2 separate regions of the Homo sapiens genome follow, and region 1 is linked to region 2. Evidence: chromatin loops called from intact Hi-C (ENCODE). Cell type or tissue: right lobe of liver. All regions are shown on one strand.

The links. Peaks named below come from ENCODE experiments on the same cell type or tissue, not always from the same donor. Only the 100,000 strongest peaks of a DNase experiment are listed, where the experiment ranks them.
Region 1: it touches region 2 in a loop (2.2-fold over the local background); 85 of 110 quality-filtered maps call a loop at or near these places.

What each region holds. Positions count from the first base shown.
Region 1 is chr20:32,910,298-32,918,297 of GRCh38, reverse strand. It overlaps EFCAB8 (EF-hand calcium binding domain 8), which reads right to left. Exons shown (of 27, transcript NM_001143967.2): 16 at 6,591-6,818; 17 at 5,434-5,504; 18 at 793-997. Among named protein-coding and RNA genes, the nearest start is that of EFCAB8, 55 kb to the right of the region's middle. RefSeq lists an enhancer at 1-321. In right lobe of liver, no CTCF peak of the experiment used is centred here; no DNase peak of the experiment used is centred here.
Region 2 is chr20:33,281,171-33,289,170 of GRCh38, reverse strand. It overlaps BPIFB1 (BPI fold containing family B member 1), which reads right to left and starts at 5,957. Exons shown (of 16, transcript NM_033197.3): 1 at 5,917-5,957; 2 at 2,983-3,138; 3 at 289-430. The coding sequence starts at 3,097. RefSeq lists enhancers at 6,884-7,384, 7,385-7,885. In right lobe of liver, no CTCF peak of the experiment used is centred here; no DNase peak of the experiment used is centred here.

The DNA of each region.
Region 1 (8,000 bases), 370 kb after region 2:
CCAGATCAATGCCAACACCACAGGGCCCTCCAGCCCCCCAGGGCTTGCTTCCCAGAAACCTAGCCCCCTTAAAGGCATCAGACCAGAGCTTCTAACCCCATTCCTGGCCAGCTGCAATGCCCTGAGTACCCACAGGCAGGACACTGCTCCCATGAGGAACTCAAGTCTTCTCATCTGTAAAATGGACAGTGGTTTCCAAATATTTTTGAGGCTACCTTTAATCTCAATGGAAGCTCCAAAGCATAAAACAGATAAAAAGCTGAGCTATTCTGGGGGAAACCCCACCTACCAGAGCCCCCCTGCAGTAGCTTCCAAGCATCTCTCTCCAGTACATTTGGAAAACCCCTGGATGAGGCGGCCCCTAAGGTCCCTTCCTGCTTTGATCTGCTGAGATATGGGAATTTGGAGACTGTATGGGTTTCCTAAGTCCCTGCTGGGGAGCCCACAGTGGTAATGTGTAGTAGCAATGGGAAAGGAGCGAGTAATCTACTAAAGATGGAGGACCAGCACTGCCAGCCTCTGAAGTCAGACTGCCTGGGTTTGGGTCTACTCCTTCTTGGCTGTGTGACCTTAGGCAAGGTGCTTCATCTCCGTGTGCCTCCATTTTCTCATCTGTCCAATGAGGATAATTACAGAAACTACCACCTACCTAACCAAGCTCCCCACCCCATCCAGAACAAGTCGCCATCATCCCTCCTGCTTCCCAGGGTGCTCCCCACCCTCCCTGCCCCACAGGATTCTGGTTCACAGCTGAGAGAAGGGTGGGAGGAGAGTGTGCTCCTGTTAACATACCCTCTTGGGCTGCAAGGGCGAGGGGCTCCTAGAGGCATTGAAGTTGAAGATGGGCTTGAGTGTGCCGGTGTTCCAGAAGAGGATGTCCCCACTGTAGGAGGAGGTCCCAAGGAACTGGTTCCGGTACTTGGCCATGCTCAGGATGTCCTCCGTGTGGTAGGTCTGCCAGTGGTAGCACAAGAGCACTGGCTTGGTCTTGTGGAACCTGTGCATATGGCCAGAGGCAGGAGGGCTGAGAGCTCAGCCTGTAATGCTCCATCCATTGGGGAAGCACTGGAGCCTTGAGGATTCTGGGAGCCGACTCAGAGGAGGATACTCTCAGGTGTCGGAGCTGGGCTGAAGCCATGTCCCATTGACCTCATTTACTAAGCGCTTACTACATGCTTTCTACAAAGGCCCTGTTGTAGGGGCTTTACATAAACTAATCTTACAGATAGTCAATGTGTAATACACCCCCAGTCAGACACCTAGGTAAGGATTAAGGTTTAAAGGGGGGGGGACATTGTGGCCTTACAGAGGTCCCTAAAAAGAAAGGGACCTTGAACATAGTGTGCCTTCTGCCTGGAATGCTCATCCTACCCTAAAGACTTCACAGAGACCCTTCCTTCTCACGCTTCAGATTGCACTCCACCCACAACACCCTCACTGAGCCTTTCCTGACCACCGCCCCCAAGAAGAAATCAGGTTTCCACCCATTCAACCCCCATAGAAACTCCTACTTTTTTTTCACAGCACTGAATATACTTTATAATTATAAATGAAAGTATTAATATTTGATTAGTACCTGCCTTCTTGATACAAACTGAATATTCATATTCTCCAAAAATTTATGTTAAAACCTAATCCTCAATGTGAGAGTATCTGAAGGTGTGGCCTTTGGAAGGTTATTAGGACAGAAGGGCAAAACCCTCATAAATGGAATCAGTGCCTTTATAAAAGAGGTCCTAGGCTAGGCATGGTGGCTCATGCCTATAATCCCAGCACTTTGAGGGGCCAAGGAAGGAAAATCGTTTGAGGCCAGGAGTTCAAGACCAGCTTGGGCAACAGAGCAAGACCACATCTCTACAAAAAAAAATTTTAATTAGCCAGGCATAGTGACACACACTTGTAGTCCTAGCTATTCAGGAGGCTGAGGCAGGAGGATCACTTGAGCCCAGGAGTTCAAGGCTGCAGTGAGCTGTAATTATGCCACTGCACTCCAGCCTAGGCAATAGAGCAAGATCCTGTCTCTTAAAAAAACTAAAACAAAAATAAGAGGCCCAGAGAGATCCCTTGTCCTCTCTACCATGTGAGAAAATGGCCATCTATGAACCAGGAAGTGGCCCTCACCAGTCACTGAATTTGCCAGTGCTTTAATCTAAGAACTTCCTCCAGAACTATAAGAAATAATTTTCTGTTGTTATAAGCCACCTACTCTATGGTATTCTGTTATAACAGCCTGAGTGAACAAAGACAGAAACTGGTACCAGGAGTGGGGTGTTATTGTAACAAATACCTAAAAATGTGGGAAGTGGCTTTAGAACTAGGTAACAGCAGCTGGGCAGGGTGGCTCATGCCTGTAATCCCAGCACTTTGGGAACTGAGACAGGTGGATCACTTGAGGCCAGGAGTTCAAGACCAGCCTGGCCAACATGATGAAACCCTGTCTCTACTAAAAATACAAAAAATTAGCCAGGTGTGGTGGCACACACTTATAATCCCAGCTACCCGGGAAGCAGAAGCATGAGAATCACTTGAACCCGGGACGCGGAGGCTGCAGTGAGCCAAGACTGCACCACTGCACTCCAGCCTGGGCCATAAAACAAGACTCTGTCTTAAAAAAAAAAAAAAAAAGTAGGTAATAGGTAGAGGATGGATGGTCCATGCTAGAAAAAGCTTGCATTGCTATGCATAGACCATTAAGGGTGATTCCAGTGAGGGCCTAGAAAGAAAAGAGGACAGATGCAGAGAAAGCCTCAATATTCTTAGAGAATACCTAAGTAATCCTGAACAGAATTTTGGTAGAAATATGGATGTTAAAGACCATTCTGGTGAAGTCTCTGGTGAAGAAATGAGAAACATGTTATCGGAAACTAGAGGAAAGGTCATACTTGTTACAAAATGGCAAAGAACTTGCTGAATTATATTTGTGTTCTAGTGTTTTGAGACAGGTAGAACTTGCAAGATAAGAAATTGGATATTTGACTGAGCAAATTTCTATGTAACATATTGAAGGAGTTCCTGGTTTCTCCTGACAACTTATAATAAAATGCAACAAGAGACAAATGGTTTAAAGACCAAACTGTTAATCAAAAAGGAAGCAGAATCCAGGAGCAGTGGTACATGCCTGTAACCCAGTACTTTGGGAGGCCAAGACAGGAGGATTGCTTGAAACCAAGAGTTTAAGACCAGCCTGGGCAACATAGCAAGACCCCATCTCTATAAAAAAATTTTTTTTTTAATTAGCAAGGCATGGTGGCATGTGCCTGTAGTTCTAGCTACTCTGGAGGCTGGGGTGGGAGGATCTCTTGAGCCTAGGAGCTGAGGCTGCAGTGAGCGATAATCGCATGACTACAGTCCAGCCTGGGTGACAGAGTGAGATCCCATGTCTTAAAGAAAAAAAAAATGGAAGCAGAACTTAAAAGATTCATCCTATCCATATAGAAAGGAATGAGAAAGGCTGTTCAGGAAAGAACATTGATATGGTTTGGCTCTGTGTCCCCACCCAAACCTCATCTTGAATTGTAATCCCCATATGTTGAGGGAGGGACCTGGTAGGAGGTGAGTGGATCATGGGGGCAGTTTCCCTCATGCTGTTCTCGTGATAGTGAGTGAGTTCTCACAAGACCTGATGATTTAAAAGTGGCAGTTTCCCTTGCACTCTCTCTCCTGCCACCATGTAAGATGTGCCTTGCTTCCCCTTCACCTTTAACTATGATTGTAAGTTTCCTGAGGCCCCCTCCTAGCCATGCACAACTGTGAGTCAATTAAACCCTTTTTTGTCATAAATTATCCAGTCTCAGGCATTCTTTATAGCAGTGTGAAAACAAACTAATACAATCATTAAAGACATAGCCAAGCACTGTTTGATGAGATTAGTATGGATCAGCCAACCCAACAGAAGCCAGTGCTGTTCTCCAAGACAATGAAAGAATGACCCTGAAGGCAACTCAGAGATCATCAGGACTGTCCCTCCCATCACCAGCCCAGAGTACAAGGGCTCTGGGGGCAGAATGGTTTCAAGGGAATGGCCACCAGTGCCCATGGGACCACAGCACTCTACCATCATCGCTTAACTTCACAGGCACCATTCTTCATGCTCCTTGACCACTCTAGGTGTGGCTCCTGTGGACCATGGTACAGCATGGACTGCACTCAGCAGAGCTGGGAGGACATGGCTGCCTCCACCACCTAGATTTCAAAGGACAGGGTCTCCCAGCAGAGCCACAGCCTTGGAATTGCAGCCCCACAGGGCCAGGGGGCTCATGCAGGGAAGTGCCACAGGGGCAGGGCCCAGGCATAGAGCCACCATGGGGGCAAGGCTCCCCAAATCTGTAGGTGTAGGGCTGCCCAGAGTCTTAGGGTTCCAGTCACTTGCCAGGCAAAGCTGCAGGGGCAGAATTGCCACCCCAGCAGGCCTGAAGGGCAGGGCAGCAAGCCAAAGAGGATTATCTTTGAGATTTAAGGTCTACTAGCATTTGCCCTGATGGATTTTTGACTTGCTCAGGACCTGTCCCTCCTTTCTTCTTTCCTATCTCTCCCTTGTGTCTATCCTATGCCTGCCCCACCATTCTATTTTGGAAGTACATAACGTGTTAGCATCACAGGTTCACAGCTAGAGGGGCATTTGCTTCAGAATGAATTGTAGCTTGAGACTCACCCATATTTTATTTAGGTGATATTTAGATGATATTTTGGACTTAGACATTAAAGTTGATACTGGAACAAGTTAAGACTTTTGGGCTATTGGGATGAAATGAATATATTTTGCATGAGAGAAGGACATGAATTTTGGGAAGTCAGGGACGGAATGCCATAGACTGAATTTTGCTCCCAAAATTCATATATTGAAACGTAATCCCTAAGGCGAGGAAATTTGGAGGTGGGGCCTTGGGAGGCGATGAGGTCACAAAAATGGAGCCCTCATGAATGGGATTAGTGCCCTTATAAAGGAGGCCCCAGAGAGATTTCTTAACCCTTCCACCATGTAAGTTTACAGTAAGAAGACAGCTGTCTATGAATCAGGAAGTAGGCCCTCACCAGGCACCAAATCTGCTGGCACCTTGTCTGGAACTTCCCCCATCTCCAGAACTCTGATAAATAAATTTATGTTGTTTATAAGCAACTCAGTCTATGATATTCTGTTACAGCAGCCCGAATGGACTAAGACATTCCCCCACTGAAATAGATACTCCAGGAGGATGAAGACTCCAATATTCTTGTTTATACCCATCCCAGGCACCTAGCAAAAGGCCAAGAATATATTAGCCTCAATGAATAATGAATAAATGGATGGATGAGCAGATGAAGCAATAGTCATTAACCACCACTAACTTCCTGCATGGTGTTCCAACCACCAGGAAAGCCAGGAATGGAGGAACCCATCTGGAGAGAGAACACGCAGCTACTGGAACCTACTCACCATACATGCTTTCTACTCACAGGAAATGAGTGATTCTCTTACTCCATCCTGTCACATAGAACACTTTGTTCATATGGATAATCCCACTAATCTGTTGAAGATGAAAGAAAACAGAACTAGAAAACTTATCAGAGAAAATGGCTCTGGGCCCTAAATGTCTTCCTAAAGGTGCCAAGCAAGAAGTCAAATCTCTGGATGACGAAAATCACCTACAGGTGATACCACCATGTATTTGTCATCATGTTCTCACATCCTATTCCCTCATTTGATGGACTTAGGGGAGTGAGATAGGGTAGGCATCCATGTCCATTTTACAGAGAGGATAGCTGGGAAATGGGCAAGTGACCTGGCTAAGGTCAAGTCACTACTGAGTGATAGGATCTGGAGCAGTACTCAACCCCTGGCATCTTGGCTAAGTACACTTTCTTTCTTCTTCTTCTTTTTTTTTTTTTTTGACAGAGTTTCACTCTTGCTGCCCAGGCTGGAGTGCGATGGCGGGATCTCGGCTCACTGCAGCCTCCACCTCCCGGCTTGTCCTGCCTCAGCTTCCCGAGTAGCTGGGATTACAGGCAGCCACCACCACGCCTGGCTAATTTTTTTTGTATTTTTGGCAGAGACGGGAGTTTCACCATATTAGCCAGGCTGGTCTCGAACTCCTGGCCTCAGGTGATCCCCCTGCCTCGACCTCCCAAAGTGCTGAGATTACAGGCGTGAGCCACTGCCTGGCCAGCTAAGTACACTTTCTGAGTTGGTTAAAGGACTGTGTCACAGAAGTTAGGGTGGAACTGCTGGCTTTGCCCTATGCCACTCCCATGGACTGGCCCTATAATACCATCAGGCATTTCCCAAATAGGGGTGACCATGGGTGGCTGTGAATTAACTGATCCCACTGCTAGAAATGCAATCCAAAGCTCCAGTATGTGGAATGAGAAGTGCTAGCAAATTTAAAGAGCAACAGTAGCTAACCTTAGTGGAAACCCATTAGTCCAGGCACTGTTACCTGTCTTCATTTCATGCATGAGGACACAGAGGCTCAGGGAGGTTTGAAGCCAGGCCACCTGACTATGATGAACACCCTTTCAGAGAGGTACAAAAAATAGTGCATCCCAGGGTCAAAGGAGCTGTGCTTTGCTTCCCAAGAGGCCGTCCCTGGCTGTAATTGACAAGCAAGACTGACCTCCAGCTGTTCCGGACTGGGAAAGGTCAACAGGCATTTGCCAATGTTGTAGTTCCACATCTTCATTGTGCCATCCCGCAAACCTGTGAGCAGGCACCGCTCTGACTCATCCAGGGCCATGGCGGTCATCTCCACGTGCTGGCCCCCAGACACAGCAAACTCCATCGTCTTCCTGCCCGTCACGACCTCCCACACACTCACTGTGCCGCGCAGGCAGCCACTCACCACCTGTAGGGAGCACACAGCTGGGGGCTGCTGGAGAGGCCGGGGCCTCCACTCCCAAGGGTGGTCTCCAGCCTGCCTTGGCCCCTCCCCTCCATCCACTGAGAAAACAGACGTTCAGGGCCCCCTGCTACAGCATAAGCCACTTTTGAAAACAGGACCTCCTCTGCCCTGTATCACAGGGCAGTGCAAACTGGAACGCACTGGAACGTTTGGTGAAGACCTGTTAACTCAGAAATGGCACTTATCAGGATCTAGCCAAAGAAAATAATCCCTATATGGAAAAGACATTACTGAAACAACATTAATCATGACCACCCCGTCAAAAAAATAAGAAATAAACTAACTGCCCCCTAAGTAGGGAACTGTTGAGAATAAGGACAGCCATGCCACTCAATGAAACATTTTGCCACCATGACCATTGTTATAATGCAAGAGTAGCAGGTAAGGCTGGGCACAGTGGCTCACGCCTGTAATCCTAAAACTTTGGGAGGCTGAGGAGGGTGGATCACTTGAGGTCAGAAGTTTGAGACCAGCCTGGCCAAAATGCTGAAACCCTGTCTCTACTAAAAATACAAAAATTAGCTGGGGGTGGTGGTGCATGCCTGTAGTCCCAGCTACTCGGGAGGCTGAGGCAGGAGAATCGCTTGAACCCGGAAGGCAGAGACTGCAGTGAGCCAAGGTCCCATTGCACTCCAGCCTGGGCGACAGAGCGAGACCCTGGCAAAAAAAAAAAAAAAAAAAAAAGTAGCAAGTGAGGTGGTTTCAGACCAACCCTCCCTACTGAGAAGATCTAGAAAAGTTGATAATTTTTTTAAATTTTAAACAAACTTTTTTAAGGTACTGAAGAGCCCTGAGGCAGTGAGAGAGGGTGGTGGCAGGAGCCAGGATGGGAGAGAAGCCCAGAATGGTGAGCTCCAGCCTTGTGCAGCCCAAGGCCACCTCTGCAGCCGATGCGGCGCACCTGTCCAGAGCCTGGGCCAGACAAGAGGTCCCAGTGGGTGGGAGTGAGCAGAGGGCCTCAGGCAGCAGCCCCTCCTATCCTCACACCTCAGAAGCAACTCCTCATGCCCAGCTGCCCTGCCCAACCCAGAGACTCCACGCAGGACCAAGGTGCTGCCTGCTGCCTGGGCCTCCGTCCCTTCCTACAATGAAAAAAGCCAAGTTATGGCTTCCCTGCAAAGAGAT
Region 2 (8,000 bases):
AACCTCAGGTGATCCACCCACCTTGGCCTCCCAAAGTGCTGGGATTACAGGCTTGAGCCACCGTCCCTGGCCTTGCTCTGGGGTTGTTGTATTAGGGTTCCTGTGTCACTGTCTTATGGTTCTTGTTAACTATTCTGGGAGCTTCTTGACGGAGGGGCTTTGTTTGATCCACTCTTTGTGATCTGACACAAGTCGATGCTTGCAGACTGGTTGACTGAGCATGCAGAGCGTGTCCCGGGCAAAGGTGTGGGAAGGGGCTAGCTCCTGGTGTGGTCCTGCTCCACTCACCAGATGATGTGCTTCAGGACGGTGTTCACCAGGCTGCCCAGCACAGGGATGCCTCCGGCTGGCTTTTCCCGCATGGCACTGAGCAGCGGCAGCTGCTGCAGGATGCTGGTGGCGTTGTGGTCCTTCAGCTCCTGTGTCAGCTCTGGAGGCAGACCCCAGGGATTAGGGCCCAGGAGGAGGGGCAAGAAGGAAGGCTTGGTGGGAGCTCCAGGCTGGGGAGGGGTATCACTCGAGGCTCCCTGAGGTAAGGCGAGGGTGTAGCCATCTCTACTGTGGTGGAGGTCAGGACCAGCCTGCCAGTCCCCACTGTGTAGATGTAGCCTTGAGGACAGTAGCCCAGATGGGTCGTTTTCACATCAGGAGCGAGGCTGGGACCATTCACACCCCTGAGCATTGCCAGCCTCTGTGGGGAGTGTCGGCCACTGCACTCAGCACCTGGACCTGCACTCATCCCCTGAGCCAGTTGCAAGCATTTCTAGGGCCAACAGGCAGGGAACCCTCAAAACTCTGTTTGGGGCTGTTTTGCTGCCAAAGCACACTTGTTAACAATTGTCTGGCATCCATATCCTATGGATGTGTTGTCCAAAAAGCCTCAAGTGCTGAGCAGAGGAAGAAGGAGCCAGGACAGAGGCATAAGTGTCAAGAGCCCTGGGTTCTTGTCCCAGCTGGCTTTTTGTGAGCAGCTAGAGCCCATCTGGCTCATGTGCAGAGCAGGTCAGAAGTGCTGGAGAGCTGATGCCCCAGGAGCAGACTTCAGCCAGTGATTGGTGAGAGTTGGTGTATCAATATCCCAGCTCCCTCACCCCTCAGGCAGGATGGCTCAGATGTGTGTCCCTCATTGTGTATCAGAGCTCCTGGGTTATAGCCTCTCAGCTGCAAATCCACCCACTTTGCCTGCTCTGTGGTAATGGAACTGGGCCCAGTGAATATTTCTTTTTTGCCATTTGGCACAGTGTTAAGCCCTTTCAGTGGAGACTCTGGAGGGGCATGGGGGGGATTCCCTTCATGGCTCTGGTGTGCTTCTCTTTCCAGGTTCCTATGGTGTCACTGCCCAGTGGCTTTTGCTGAGTGAGTTCTGCAGGCACCCTGGCTAGCTTCTAGGCAGTTCCCCAGAGACAGCTTCCCCGTGAGTTAACAGCAGCCCCCTTCCTCCAGGGGCAGCTTCCCAGAGAATTTTATTGGCCCCCTGGCAGGTAGTTCTCCACCCACTAGCGTCAGATTGCCAACTGTGGACCAGCTCTGGCCTGGGACAAGCCAGCAAACTTCTCCACCACACAGTGGGCTTCAACCACACCCTCTACAAAGAGGGCTGGGGAGGATTCTCTACCTCTGAACTTGCTCTGTCCTTGGCTACCCCCTCCATCCCTAGGTTATCCTTTAGAGCTCTGTCTGTTTTCCCTCTTAGCCAATTCCTCATTCTTCCAATCCCCTGGTAATACTTCTTTACATTAAACTTACCTGTTGGCATTTACTGTGTGGTTTCTGTCTCCTGAATGGCCCTAATAGATGCAGTTGCTAGGCAGGACTGAGCTTCAGTCGCCACAGTGGTAACTGGCTTGGACATGCACCCCTCATGGGATGCCTTTCCTTCCCTGCCTTGCCTCCCCACACTCCTGTAGGTGTTTCTGGGGTCACCTTCAAAACCAACCACTTGTACACAACTCCTTATAGGAGAGCCTAAAGCATGGTTGTTCATCTCTAAGCTCCTTCTGGCTGAAATTCCACATGCTTGAGCTTCACAGTGTGGATCCAGGCCACCTCTGCCTCCCTCCAACCTCTCAGAGCCCTCTGCTTCCCGTCCTTACTTGGGAATCCATCCGCTGGCTACAGAGCCTGTTGGTCCCACAGGACCTGCCCCTGCCCCTCTGGCCATGACCCAGGCCCCTAGTCCCCCTGAATGCAGAGGTCTGGTCCTCTAAGTGCTCAAGTGGCCTCCAGAGCTGACAGGTGAGTCCCCTCTAAGGGGATGAGACTTTAGAGTAGTCGTTCTCCACTGAGATGATTTTGTCCCCTAAGAGATATTTGTCAATGTCTGGAGACCTTTTTGGTTGTCACAGTTGGGTTAGGGATGCTGTTAAACATCCTAAAGTGCCCAGGACACCCCCCATAATAAATAGTTGTTTGGTCCACAACATCAGAAGTGCTGAGGTTGAAACCATGGTCATAGCATTCATAAAGCTCTAGTCAATTCCAACCACCCAGTGAGGAAGGCCCTCTTATTTGTGTCCCAAGGTGGAAGCTGAGGCTCAGGGACTGGCCCAGTGCCCCAGAGCTGGAAAGTGATACACTGTGCCTGGGACCCAGGCTGCCACACTTGCAGTCAAGGGTCTCTGCTCTGGGGAGGAGGAGCACACTGGGTCTAACTAAGACGGGGTGCTCTGACGATGGGATTTCAGGTGAAGGCAGTGGGAGAGGCAGCTGCATCACTGCATGCAGTGGCTGCATGCCCCTTCTGCAGGCTGTGGAAACTCAGGGTCTTTGGAACTGTGGAATTTAAGAAGGGGTTCTTGGAATCGTGGACTCTTGAGATCACAGACTCTCCAGACCTTTACAACCTCCCACTCATGTTCACCCACGTTCTGGGATCTCAGCCATGCACATCCCCCGTGATGAGGAACTCTCTCCCTCCTTTGGGAAGCTGCTCCACCTACCCCCTTGTCTTATGGCAGCCAGCTCCGGAGGGACAAAACTTACTTTCTTTGATGACTTTTGGGCCGAGGATGAGAACTGCAGTGGGACTGAGGGTGGCTTGGATCAAGGTGGCTGCCAGCAAACCACAGAGAAGGGTGAAGGTCCACGGGCCGGCCATCTTCCCAGGTGTCAGAGGGCAGCAAGTGCAGGATGCCAGACCTGGGGTGAGCACAGAGGGACCTGAGGCAGAGGGGCCAAGGGCAGGCCCATGATGCCCGGTGACCTGGGGCACGGTGTCCAGGAGAGGCTGTTGAGTGCAGTGTTTAACTGCCTGGGCTAGCTGTGTAGCCTTAGGCAATCAACGTAACCTCTTTGTGCCTCAGTTTTCTTATCAGACAAATGGGGATAATGACCCCAGCTTCCCAGAGTTGAGGGATTAAGTGAGTTAATATCTGGAAAGCATTTAGCACGGTGTCTTTCACATGGTAAGCACTTGGAATGTATTAGCTATTTTCTTTCTTTTTTTTTTTTTTTGAGACAGAGTCTCGCTCTGTCACCCAGGCTGGAGTGCAGTGGTGCCATCTCGGCTCACTGCAAGCTCCACCTCCTGAGTTCACACCATTCTCCTGCCTCAGCCTCCTGAGTAGTTGGGACTACAGACACCCACCACCGCGCCAGGCTAATTTTTTTTTTTGTATTTTTAGTAGAGACGGGGTTTCACCGTGTTAGCCAGGATGGTCTCGATCTCCTGACCTCGTGATCTGCCCACCTCGGCCTCCCAAAGTGCTGGGATTACAGGCGTGAGCCACCGCGCCCAGCCTGTATTAGCTATTTTCTTACAGAAAATCCAGCAACAATGCTCAGAACAAAGAACTTCTGCTTCCCGTGTCTCCCACCCCTCAGTCTGACACTTAAAACCCTCTATGGTTCACCGTCTGCTGACCTCACCTCCTGCTTTCTCTCCCCTTGTTCTAGCAAGTTCCAAGCAGTTGGAAGGTCTCAGAACATACTGTGTTCTCTCCTGTGTCCGTGCCTTTGCTCTTGCTCTTCCTTGCTTCCTGGAATGCTTTTCTCCTCCCATATCTCCCTGATGAACTCCTATTCATCCTTTAAAACCCTGCCAAGATTTGTCACTTTCCCTATAAAGCTTCCCCTGTCCTGCAGACAGGGAACCTGGACCACACTTGGAGAAATGTTGTCCTGGGGCCCAAGACATGAAGGTTGGAGGCAGGAAGGAAATGAGGAGCCAGGTAGGACTCAAAGTTGTGAAAAAGCTCTTTGCTTAATCTGCAATACTAAGGGGGCTGGGGAGGGACTGAATGGCTTCTTGGAGCCAGGAAAAGAAGGGCAGAGAGAGAGAGAGAGAAAGAGAGAGAGAGAAAGGGCCCTGTGGCTCATGCCAGGGAGAGGAGCTTGGGGGTATTCTGGCCCCTTGGCTGCTCTGTCCCCTCCCTCCACAGGGGTGTGGCATCAACATCTGTAGTCCAGTCCTGAGCTCTCCAGCTTGCACCCTGGCTCTGTCTGCCAGCCCCCCATGGAAGCTCCTGCCCCTGTGGACTGTCCTGCTTGGAGGGAGGGGAGACGCTGCAGAGATCTGAGCCCCTCGCTTGGTTCAGCATGTGGATTTCTTTTTGCCAAAGACAAATGTGGCATCCGGATGACATGTGTCTCCTGTGCCCTGGAGCAGTGTGAGCTCTTCTGAGACCCTTGCAATAATGATTCAGCCTCTGCTTCCCTGACCAAGCTGTGAGCTCTGGGAGGGAGGGCTGGGTCTGCCTGCTCCCTGCTGTGTCCCTGGCATCCAGTATAGTGGTTGGCATAGACCAGGTGCTTAATAAATGGCTGCTGAATAATTGCATAGCCTCTGGAAGCCCCGAAAGAATTGGAAATCTGAGCCTGCTAAGCTGAAAAGGTTAGTGTTAGGAGGCCTGAAGGTGGAGGGGAAAATATTATTGGCTTGGCAGCCAGATGAACCCTAGTTGGAGGCCTGCCTCTACCACTTGCTCTGTGATCTTTGACAAGTGACTTACCCTTTCTGAGCCTCCATTTACTCATCTATAAAATGGGGAATAATTATAGTACTTATGTCATAGGCTTTTTGGGAAGATTAAATGAGACAATCTATTTGTGGCCTGGCATGGCCAAGCGTTCAGTAGATGGTAGCTTCCACGATAATTATGACAGGTATTATTACTAATATTGGAGTCAGAAGGAGACACCTTGCAGCCAAAGCCAGAAGACAGAGCTGAACCCCGGCATCCAGGCACCCCTGTGGCCCCACTCCATATTTTCCTTGCAAATACCTTGACTCTGTCTGTCCTGCATTATCTGTACACACTGCTCAGTCCTCTTTGGATCAGAGAAACCCAGGGACCCACGAGGATGGTAGCATCCCTGTTTCCCTCCTGTGGAAAAGACTCTCCTCCCCCAGATCCAGGCACCACACACGCCCCTGTCATATGGCACCTCCTCTCCCAGCCTTTGCTTCTGCTAGTTCCCCTTCGTGGAATATCTTTCTCTCCTCCTTTGCCCAATCGCCTTCTACTCGGCTTTGCAACCAACACATCACCTCTTCCAGGATCCCTTCTTTGACTGTCCTCCACTCCCATGTCCCTGGGTCTTCCTTGGGCACCACATTGTCCTGCACTGGGAGTTCTTTGAGGGACAGAGTCTGCGTCTCATGCTTCTTTTGTCCCAGCACCACCGCAGCACAGCTGGGACAGAGCAACTGGTATGTGCAGAGTGGGTTTATGTCACTAGGAAGAGGTCAGGAAAACACTCAGCCAGCCCCATCCCTTCGTCACTGCCCTTTGGTCCTCTGGGCGAGGGAGCTGGGCATCTCTCTACACCTGGCCCTGACCCTCAGCGGATCCTGACTCACCGAGGGCCCTTCCCTGAGGGCGAGCCTCCCCTGTGCTCCTGACCTGACCCCAACAGGTATCTCTAGCTCAGAACCTTCCTGGCAACCTTGGCTTTCAGCCCCTTCCCTACTTTTACCTGGGCACGCTGGAGTCCTCGGCCCGCTCCTCTCCTCTCCCGGGCAGTGGGTCTGGAAGTCCAACCTTATATCCTGCACACCCCAGCACAGGCTTTGTCTTTAGGCAGAGGCCTCAGACCAGGCCGAGGTCTCCAAGGTAAATATTTGTGGCTTCTGCTGAACCACAGCCCCGCCCGGAGGCAGCCTTGGGACTCCAGCTTCCTGAGGTTTGGAGAAAGGAAGGTCCAGGCTGAGAGAAGCACAGTGCATATAGCAGAATAAGCACTCCATAAATGTGAGTGGCCGTTGCCATTAATATTATTATTGCTTATAATAGGATGAGCCTTTGTAGAGGGATTACAACAATTGTTTAATCCAGATAATCAATTTGGGAAAAGGAAGGAGTAGCCTTACCCACCCCTTATTCCTAAATACATCAAAGATACACATCTCCATCAATTAATTCACCCAGGAGAATAGATTTGAATCCTATTTTTGCCACTGCTTTGCTGTGTGCCCTTGGGCAAGGTACTTCACCTCTCTGGGCCCCAATGACCTCATCTATAGCATGGGGATAATAGTAGCTCCTCCTCATAGGTTGTTAAGAGCATGAGTTGAAGTGCATGCCTACACAGTGCTTAGCATGGGCTTTCATTTCATTCATTCATTCATTCCGCAGCAATTAAAATCTGCTCTACCTTGTCTGCATCTTTAGGAATCTCCATGAGCACTTGTGGACCAAAAGAATAAGGAGGGATGACCATGAACCTAAAGGACAAATGTCAGAGCCCAGCAGGACGCTGTCATCCACCACCTGGGCCCAGGTCTTGGCTCACGCAGCCTGCACAGTCACCCAGAGGTGGGCATCAGCAGCGTTAATGTTACAGAGGGCACCTGAGGCTCAGAGAGGCGAGTGACTTGCTCAAGGTCACATGACCAGGGATTCCAGCTTTGGGACCTGAACCCGATCATCAGTCCAGACCGGACCCTCTTAACCGCCACACTGTCCTTCCCCTGAGACTTCAATTTAGCACTGGAGGTGGTGGTGACACCAACATGGCCTTTTGATGTCATCTGGGGAATTATCCTTGCTACCCAGTTTTTGTCTAGAAGAATGGAATTGTGGTTTAGAGCTGGGATGGCCATTGTTGAATCCTGTCTCCATCTGCAGCAGACAAGTCAGGGGCAGTAAGTGTTCTGAGGTCACAAAGTACGTGGCCAGGCCCTGGCTGGTCTCTTCCTCCTGCTTTTTGACAAGAAGAACAAGGTGAAGAGCGTTTGCTGTCCTGCCATGTTTGCAAACACACCAAAAGCCCTGAATACCTAAAGGTGAGGTGTTTTGAGAGAGCTCTTGGGAGGACCCTGCCGATCCCTTGGGCACATCTCCAGAGAGGCAAATGCCCCTGCTTGGCTTCCCAGCTGGCCATGCCCACTGCCCATGGACAATGACCCTCTGTGCGGTGCTCGGGCCCAATGCCAAGACCTGGGGCCGCATCAGCTCCTGCTTCCTGCCACGTGCTGGGACAGCAAAGCTGGCTGCATCTCTGCAGGCCCATGGTCCCCAGACTCCACACCTGCCCTCAGTACCGCGTGGCCCCTCCTCAGGTTGCTGGCGTCTCTTGGCCTTGGCTCCACCTCTCTTCAGCTCCCAGGCCTTTTTGTGCCGTGTCCTCTTTCTGGAGTACCTCCTTCACCCTCCTGAAAACCTAATTGTGCCCTGTCTGGGAAGAAGCGCAGGAGTGCAGGAGGAAGCCTGTGGAGGCCGACAGACACGGCTCAGATTCCTGCTCCTATACTGACAGCTGTCAGCCTTGGGAAAATTGCTTCTTCTCTATGAGACTGTTTCCTCCATTGTGAAATGGGACTATTTTGAGGGTCTCGTAAGGTCATGAGAAATGCTTGAAACATCAGAGAATTCAGCAAGTGGTAAATTCACACCTGTAATACCAGCATTTTGGGAGGCAAATACTGGTGGATTACCTGAGGTCAGGAGTTTGAGATCAGCCTGGTCAACATGGTGAAACCCTGTCTCTAAAAAAAAAAAAAAAAAAAAATTAGACGGGCATGGTTTTTAGGTGGCACGTGCCTGTAGACCCAGTTACTC